Regions from separate parts of the Homo sapiens genome. Here regions 2 and 3 are each linked to region 1. A link is a loop called in an ENCODE intact Hi-C map of the cell type or tissue named here. Cell type or tissue: heart right ventricle. All regions are shown on one strand.

What was found. Hi-C counts contacts between places; a loop is a spot of excess contacts. Peaks named below come from ENCODE experiments on the same cell type or tissue, not always from the same donor. Only the 100,000 strongest peaks of a DNase experiment are listed, where the experiment ranks them.
Region 2: it touches region 1 in a loop (4-fold over the local background); 39 of 110 quality-filtered maps call a loop at or near these places.
Region 3: a loop joins it to region 1, with 2.8 times the contacts of the local background. A loop is called at or near these places in 39 of 110 quality-filtered maps.

The regions. Positions count from the first base shown.
Region 1 is chr11:22,729,301-22,731,800 of GRCh38, forward strand. All of the region lies in intron 4 of GAS2 (growth arrest specific 2), which reads left to right. Among named protein-coding and RNA genes, the nearest start is that of GAS2, 64 kb to the left of the region's middle. In heart right ventricle, a CTCF peak has its summit at 1,223 (motif pointing left); no DNase peak of the experiment used is centred here.
Region 2 is chr11:22,669,505-22,672,004 of GRCh38, forward strand. The region is part of intron 1 of GAS2 (growth arrest specific 2); the gene reads left to right. Among named protein-coding and RNA genes, the nearest start is that of GAS2, 4.1 kb to the left of the region's middle. In heart right ventricle, a CTCF peak has its summit at 1,509; no DNase peak of the experiment used is centred here; H3K27ac peaks cover 891 bases.
Region 3 is chr11:22,676,549-22,679,048 of GRCh38, forward strand. The region is part of intron 2 of GAS2 (growth arrest specific 2); the gene reads left to right. Among named protein-coding and RNA genes, the nearest start is that of GAS2, 11 kb to the left of the region's middle. In heart right ventricle, no CTCF peak of the experiment used is centred here; no DNase peak of the experiment used is centred here; H3K27ac peaks cover 1,422 bases.

The DNA of each region.
Region 1 (2,500 bases):
ATTATTTGTCAGAGGATCTTGATTCACAACTCACTGTTCTCTTTTCACAACAGCTAATGGCAAGAAACCTCAGTGGGTGAGGGAAGGTGTGCAAGCGATGAACTGGGGAGAAGGGAGAGCAACTAATTCCATATGTTTATGTCATGCTTCTTGTCTTTTTTATGCTTGGCAGATAACTTCCTATGCCATATACAGGGTTTAACCTATTATTTATACTCTATGACATTCTTTAGAGATAATTTTTCCTCTGTAAAATGTCAGTTCTTAGATCATGTGTTCGCTACATCCTGAAATCTTTCAGAAATAAAACCATAGAAAAGTGGAGATGAAGAACCTATTTGCAAAAGACTTATAAAAATCCAATTAAGATGTTAAAATGTTGGACCCCTTAGTAATAAGGTAGATTTTATTCACATCTACCTTATTACTAGATGTGAATAAAATCTACCTTATTACTAAAGGTAGATTTTAGCTATGAAAAAATAGCTAAATTAAGAAAATTATATAGTTAGTATTGGTAAGTATATATTGTATCAGAATCTTCCATACATTGCTGAAGAAAATTGGAAATTGGCATGCTTTCTTTGGAAGGCAATTTTATATCAAAGACCTCAGAAGTATTTATACACTTTGATTAAGTTGTTCTGCTTCCAAAAATGTATTAAAAGGCAATTAGTAGAGATAGGAACCAGAATGTCTACTGAAACATTAAAAAAATAGCTGGAACCTATGATATTTGGTAGCAGCTTAAACAAATTGTAGTCATCCATAGATGCCATCCAAAGACAATATTCTTGAAACTATTTAAGGATATGGGAAAATATGATATATGATTAACATGAGGTCACCCGTTTGTATCTATATTTAACAATAAAATTTCACATTCAGAATTTGAAGGAAAAATAGATAGTAATTAGGTTGTAAATTATATCATTTTCTTCAATTATCTATTAACAAACTTAAGATAGTGAAGAATTATGGCATGTAATCTGAAACATGAACAATTGATTTATATTATGATGCAATTGGACCAATTAGCCTAGATATTTATTGACATAAAATTTTATACATCAGTATATTAAAAGGATTTTTCACATTGTTGAAGTTAAACTGATACTTTAAGTGATTACAGAATTCTATGTTGTATCATAACAAAGGTTTTTGTGTGGTCTGCAGAGCATGTTGTAACCATAAAGGTCTACATATAATACTCACTCTGACCCCTGCTGTTCAAACCATGTTGACGTATAAGTGACAAGAGAAACATTTCTTTTCATTACTCTGATATATTAAGATCAATAACATTTTCATTAGATTCCTTTAAAATATTTAGGATTGTGCTTTAAGTTAAAAAGATGAACTTAAGTATTTTCTTGAATTCAAAAGTATGTAGTTGATCAGTCTATAAACAAAATAGACCCCAATAATTATTTTATAAGAAATTAACTTTTAGTTGTAGAGTTAAAAATATATATAGCTATAGAAGGCTCTAGGTGTGAAAGTATTTATATTTTCAGTTTCACCGAAATGTAAAAGTTATTGGACTGTATTAATCAATAATCTTCCTAACAGTAAATTTAGTAATTTTTCAAATGTTCATTTAAATAAATAATTTAACCACGTTTTCTAAAATGATGTTGAGTGTTTTTATGGGGCTAAGTTTTACAATTTAAATTAAGATCAGAAATCTATACTTTGTTTTCAAGCTTAAAAAGAGTTTTCAATTATGAATCATGAAATTGATGCTTTTATGTCATTTTTTACTAAGATATTTTAAGTAACTAACCATTTTCTTAAATTACTGCTAGTCTTGCTGTACAGTTTATTATTTGTAATTTGCATTGGCCTATCAATTTAGAAATTGTCAAGTTAACTTTTTTTCCTAGAAATTTGTTTATTTTGTTTTATTTATACACATTCTGGTGAGCTGGGAGATGGCGAAAAAAGGGATGGGGAAGTATTTTAAAAATACACACTTTTTTTGCTTGCTATAATTGTGTCAATATCATTATGTTATTGGATAATTATAGGATTTGGAGGCCAGTGACTATGCTTCATCTATTTCTCTGAGAAAGAATCTACTCAACAAGAAAAGGGTTTGCTATCTGCGGTGTAGCATGCAAATGTGTGTGATTTGTTTGAGTATAACTTTTAAAAAAATTTATTTTCTGTGTTTGTGTTTGCTGTGTGGTACTGTCTTCTTTTGATGCATCATCCTGATGAGGAATTCTACAAATTTTTTTTTGTTTTGTTGAACATTGGTGAGCATTTTGCTTCAGGGGCAAACATTGTCTACCTGAAGTAAAAAGGTTTGTGTGTGGATTTTTAAATATTAGCATTTTCCATTTCATTTCTTAAAGTCACGTGTTGCATCAGAAAAAGAATCTATGCCTGCCTTTAAGTGTTTGATAAATCATTCCTTATTCTTGTTTTTGTCTATATTGAAGACTATAAGAGTATTTTTGTGGGAAAAAAGCTATATTACTTTTATGAGTATTAA
Region 2 (2,500 bases), 60 kb before region 1:
AAGACAAATCAAGATGGGACTGTGGGATAAGAAAGAGATCTCTAAAAGAGAGTCAGCACTACACTAAATTAAGGATCACAAGAGCTGAGTAGGATACTTTTAATAATTATGACTAAACAGTCTTGTTACTGTGGGCAAAATATCCTCTTAGGCTACCAACCCCTTATTAATTACGAGGAGTTTGAATATATCGTTATTGTAAGGTTCCTTTCAATTTAAAGATTTTTATTATGGAATTAGATAAACTACCATTAAGTGTCATTTTGCTTTATGTTTGGTGCTTTTCAATTTGTGGATAAGTTGCTCTACTGAACCCAAGGTGGAGGTCCCATTACGAGGTCTGAAATTGCCTTTCTGTTGAAATTGTGGACTTTATTTTCTGATTAGACCTTTAGAGTAAGATTTTGTATCCATGACATTGGTTGAAAATGTATATTTTGTGAGATACTATTAATTAGCCAAAATGAATCACAAAAGAGTGAAGAACTCACAATGATGAAAGAGATATCTAGAACTTTCCTGGGTGGTTTATTCTTTGAGTTCAGCTAGGAAAATGGCATTTTCTCTTTCCAGATTTTGGAAGGGTATTCGATTTGGAGCACTGTTTATTTTTAATTTTAAAAGGTAACGTGATTGACCAATAAACTATTTCCTCAGTGTTTGACACCTGTAACACATGAAACTGAATAGATGTGGGGAACAATGCTGCAGATGACAGCAAAGATTACCTTTAGGGAGGAGACCTTTGACTGTGGGTTGATTAGGATTCATTGTTTTCAATGTTCACAGTTGAGTCTGTGTGTGTAGATGGGGTGGTGGTAGTGATGTCCTCTCACACTTACTTTGAGAGGTATATAGCATTTCCCTATTAACTGATTAATCATCATCTTAGGGGCAGCATTCTTCTCCATATGAAGAAAACTTGGAATAATCCATTATCTACTGTATCATTAATACATTTATTTGTTCTCCCCGTTGTCCTTTGTCTTTTCTTAATTATTTAGAGTTCTATAAAATATTCCTATTTTGTCACAGAATTGCTTTCCGTTTTGGGATAGGTCAATAGAAGTTTTATTTTGGCACATTTCTGATGGTGATCATTTCTATTTTGCTAATAAAAAACATATCGAATATTAAATATATGCCAAGCATTGGCACAAATATTTAATCCTCACAATTATCTTTAAGTTTTCAGCCTCCGTTGTATATAGTAGAAAACACAGGTACAAAGAGGAAAATTCATATGACTAGAATAGAGTAGCTACTAAATGGTTAGGTAGTGGACCTATTATTTGACCCTGGACTTCTGATTCCAGTTCCAATATTCTATCCATTATTCAGGCTTCTAAGTGAAATCTCATAGCCGACAGAAGTGTATATCATTTCATGTTTTTTGTCTTTCCAGTTGCTTTTCTATGTAATGTTGCAATGCATTTTCTCTAACATGTCAGCAAAGCCTAGAGATAAGCCAGAAATCATCTTGGTCATAGTCAAAGAACACCTCTAGGTGGCATGGAAGAATACTTTTTCTTCAGAGTCAAAACTATGATGTCTTCAGCTGGGATTCTGGGACAACAAACTAGACAGAGTCTTTAAACATGTGATATTTTACTTACAAAGTCATTATTTTTTTCTTTTTCTCCTGGGCTATTTCAAGTCTCATCATATTCATAATTGTTATTCCAGAATCACTTCTACTATGGAAAGAAAGAAAAAATATATACACACACAGTCTTTGAAGGATTTAGTATTAAGTTTCTGCATGTTTTTCTCTTGAAGTTTTATTTTTCTGGATTCCTAGACCTAAGGGTTGGTTATCCATTTTAGGTAGACCGAGAAAGCTTGGAGGAGCCATAGAAGTATTTGAGTACTTACTCCCCTTTTAAAAGTGATTGGCTTTGTTTAATAGTTACTAAAGTTACTTATCAAGCTTTTAAAATACTTGGACTATATACACTTTATTGGAAACATCATTCAGTGTTTAGGCACATTATACAAAAAAGTTTTTCTTTCTCCCTAACCTACTGCTTTCTTCAAGTCTAGTGGATCATCAGTCACTTTATTTCCCACCTTTTTAAAAAGTTACCCCTTGGCATCTCTTGTGGTTTTGAACACTTTTGAATGAATTCAAGAGAACTGAAATGATCTTTTTGTGTAGCTTGTTCTTTACGATGTAATTCATCTGATCCATATTGACTAAACACTTCTTTAAAAAGTTACAAGGAGGGTAAAATTCCATAGTGATCTTTTTATGGGAATAAGATAAATTAATTTGATCTTTCTTCACCACAATATAATCATTTTAGTTGGAAACTACTTCACCATGGGGTAAATTCTCCATACTCCAAATTTTGATCATGCTAGCTGAATCCATTTTTCATGTTTCGTATTCATGGATTAGCCAAATCTAAATCCAAGACCTGCAGGTATTGACTTTCAGCCAAACCGTTGAGTCATTTAAGTTTGGCAGTGATTTGAAATGTGAAAAAAAGGATCATGA
Region 3 (2,500 bases), 53 kb before region 1:
TCTGTACAGTGGTAATAATAGTAGTAACTACTTTTTAGGGCTGCTGTGGCAGTGAATGATTAAAATATGTATAGTACTTTGAACAGTATCTGGCCCTAGTAAACACTATATTGTTGTTATTATTATTCTACTTATATAGTTCAGTGAAACTTAATTTGATTTTGTGCATAAATTTATTCTTTTTTTCAACAAACATTTGAGTGTGAAGCAGCATAAGCATTGGTAAAAAAAAGTGGACTCTGGAATAAGAATGCTTTCAATTCAAATCTTGGTTTTACCACTTATTATGTGATACTGGGCAAGTGTCTTATTGCACTGTGTCTTGGTTATATAATCTGTAAAATAAATACCATAATAAAACCAACCTTATGGAATTGTTGGGGGTTTGAATGAGATAATTGCCTTTAGAAGAAGGTATGGCACATAATCAAGCAGTAAATAATAACTATTGTCATTATTGTGTTCCAGACAGTCATCTAGGTACTAGAGGATAGTGATTAAGAATAAACATAGTACCTATTCTTGCAAAGCTTAGATTAGCAAAAAAACACAGTAAATAAGCAATTGAATATATAATCTATTACTTGTTATAAACACTAAAAGATACAAGTTGCAATTAAAATGTAAACTGAGGTGGGAGTAGGGCAAAGGATCAGAGGGCTTGGGAAATCTTCTTTATGGGAACGTATATTTAAACTGAGAACTGAAGATTAATAGCTAGCCAGACCAAACATGGGGTAAGAGCCTTTGCGAGGAGGGAAGGGCATGTGTTGAGGTAGGAAGGAGCTTGGTACATTGCAAGAAATGAAGCAAGTCTAGTTTCAACAGAAAAGAAAGAGGAAGAGAGTTTCATGAGACATGTTCGGGCTAGATCATGTATTACTTTGAAAATCATATTAAGGAGCTTATAATTTACAGTATGATCTATGAGAAGCCATTGAAATGTTCTAAACAGAGGAAGAGTATGATTAATTAGAGTATAGTCTGCTTATACAGGTATGCTATAATGTCCTATGACTTGTCATCAAGGGCATTTTATTTAGTGAGTGTGGTCATTTACAAGGCAGCTTGATCAGTGTGAGCAGCCCAAGACAGCCTCAAAGAATAGAGAGTCAGTGTGTGTAATGGAAAGATCCTTGGATTAAAAATCAGGAGACCTGGCTCCTAACTGGGCGTCAGGAGACCTGGCCTCTGGTTCTGGCTCTGCTACTTGGTAGGAAACTTGCCCAAAGTCACTCAGCTATCTTTTCTGGGCTCAGTGTCCTCAACCATAAAATGAAGGGGTTGAAGTAGATGATCTCTAATGTCTTTTCCAGATCCAAAAGTCTGAGTTTTAGGAAATCCATCTCTTGAAACCCAGTTTGGGGTAGTTGAGACAGACATTAATATATATAAATAAGGAGAAGATTTACATAAATGAATGACTTTTTTTTTCAAATTAAGACTTTTTTAATGGTCGTAGTTATAACACAAATGCAATTGATGGTTTATGAAATTTTCTCAGAAAAGGAATCCTAAAAGAATCTCAAGATACAGTAAAGTTTGACCTTTGAATTGACTTCAGTTCATACAAAGTAGATAGATAATAGACTTTAAGTCGTTACTCTCATGGCAACTTGAGAAGTCTACTAATAACTTGAGATTATTAAAAAGTGGTAAAACATTTGGAGGTAGAAAAATGCATTGTGTGCTAGAATGGTGATAATAAGGAGGGTAAGAATAAATTTATAGTTATGTTAGAAGATATTTTTCTTACACTTAGATACATTTAGTATTCACATACTTTGGAAATAGAGGAATTAAAGTGAATTTTAAAATAATTTATTATTGGCTGTTTTGTCACTTCAGAAATATTTGTAGATTTTTATTATGCAGCTCTTTTTCAAGTCTTGCTTTTTATCTACTTGAAAGAGATAAAACGTAAAAAACATAAAAAGATGATAAGTCTTGAAAGTAGCTTTGGAATTGATATATCTCCTCTGAATTCCTAGGTGAGGTAGAAATTACATATTAAATTAAAGCTTTTAATTAGGATTTGCTGTTGTGCAAATTTGCTGCTTATTTCTAGTATGCTTGTCTAAAATGTAATTTTTTTCCTTTTATGTTTTTCAAAAGGAGTTTTAATGATATTCTAAATTCAGATATTTCTGATCCTACATATAAACTGTCTATTAAAAATATGGTTCCTTAAATAATACTCCATTTATATTCTGATATTTTGATGGATAAAAATGATTCGATAGAGAAGAAAGTGATTTTGTTAGTTCATAAACCAGTGTTCATATTCATATAACATTTGTATGTATTATACTGTCATTTCCAGGAAATATACTTACTTAATCATTAATAATAATAAATATCATTTTAAATTCCTAGGCATAGGATTAAAGCATCAACTGCAAACTTTTATGCTAGCTGAAATTTATATATTAGAATATAAAATACCAGCTATCTTGTAATGTTAACTAGTTAAAATGAATAAGTGGTTAATAGTAGCTGG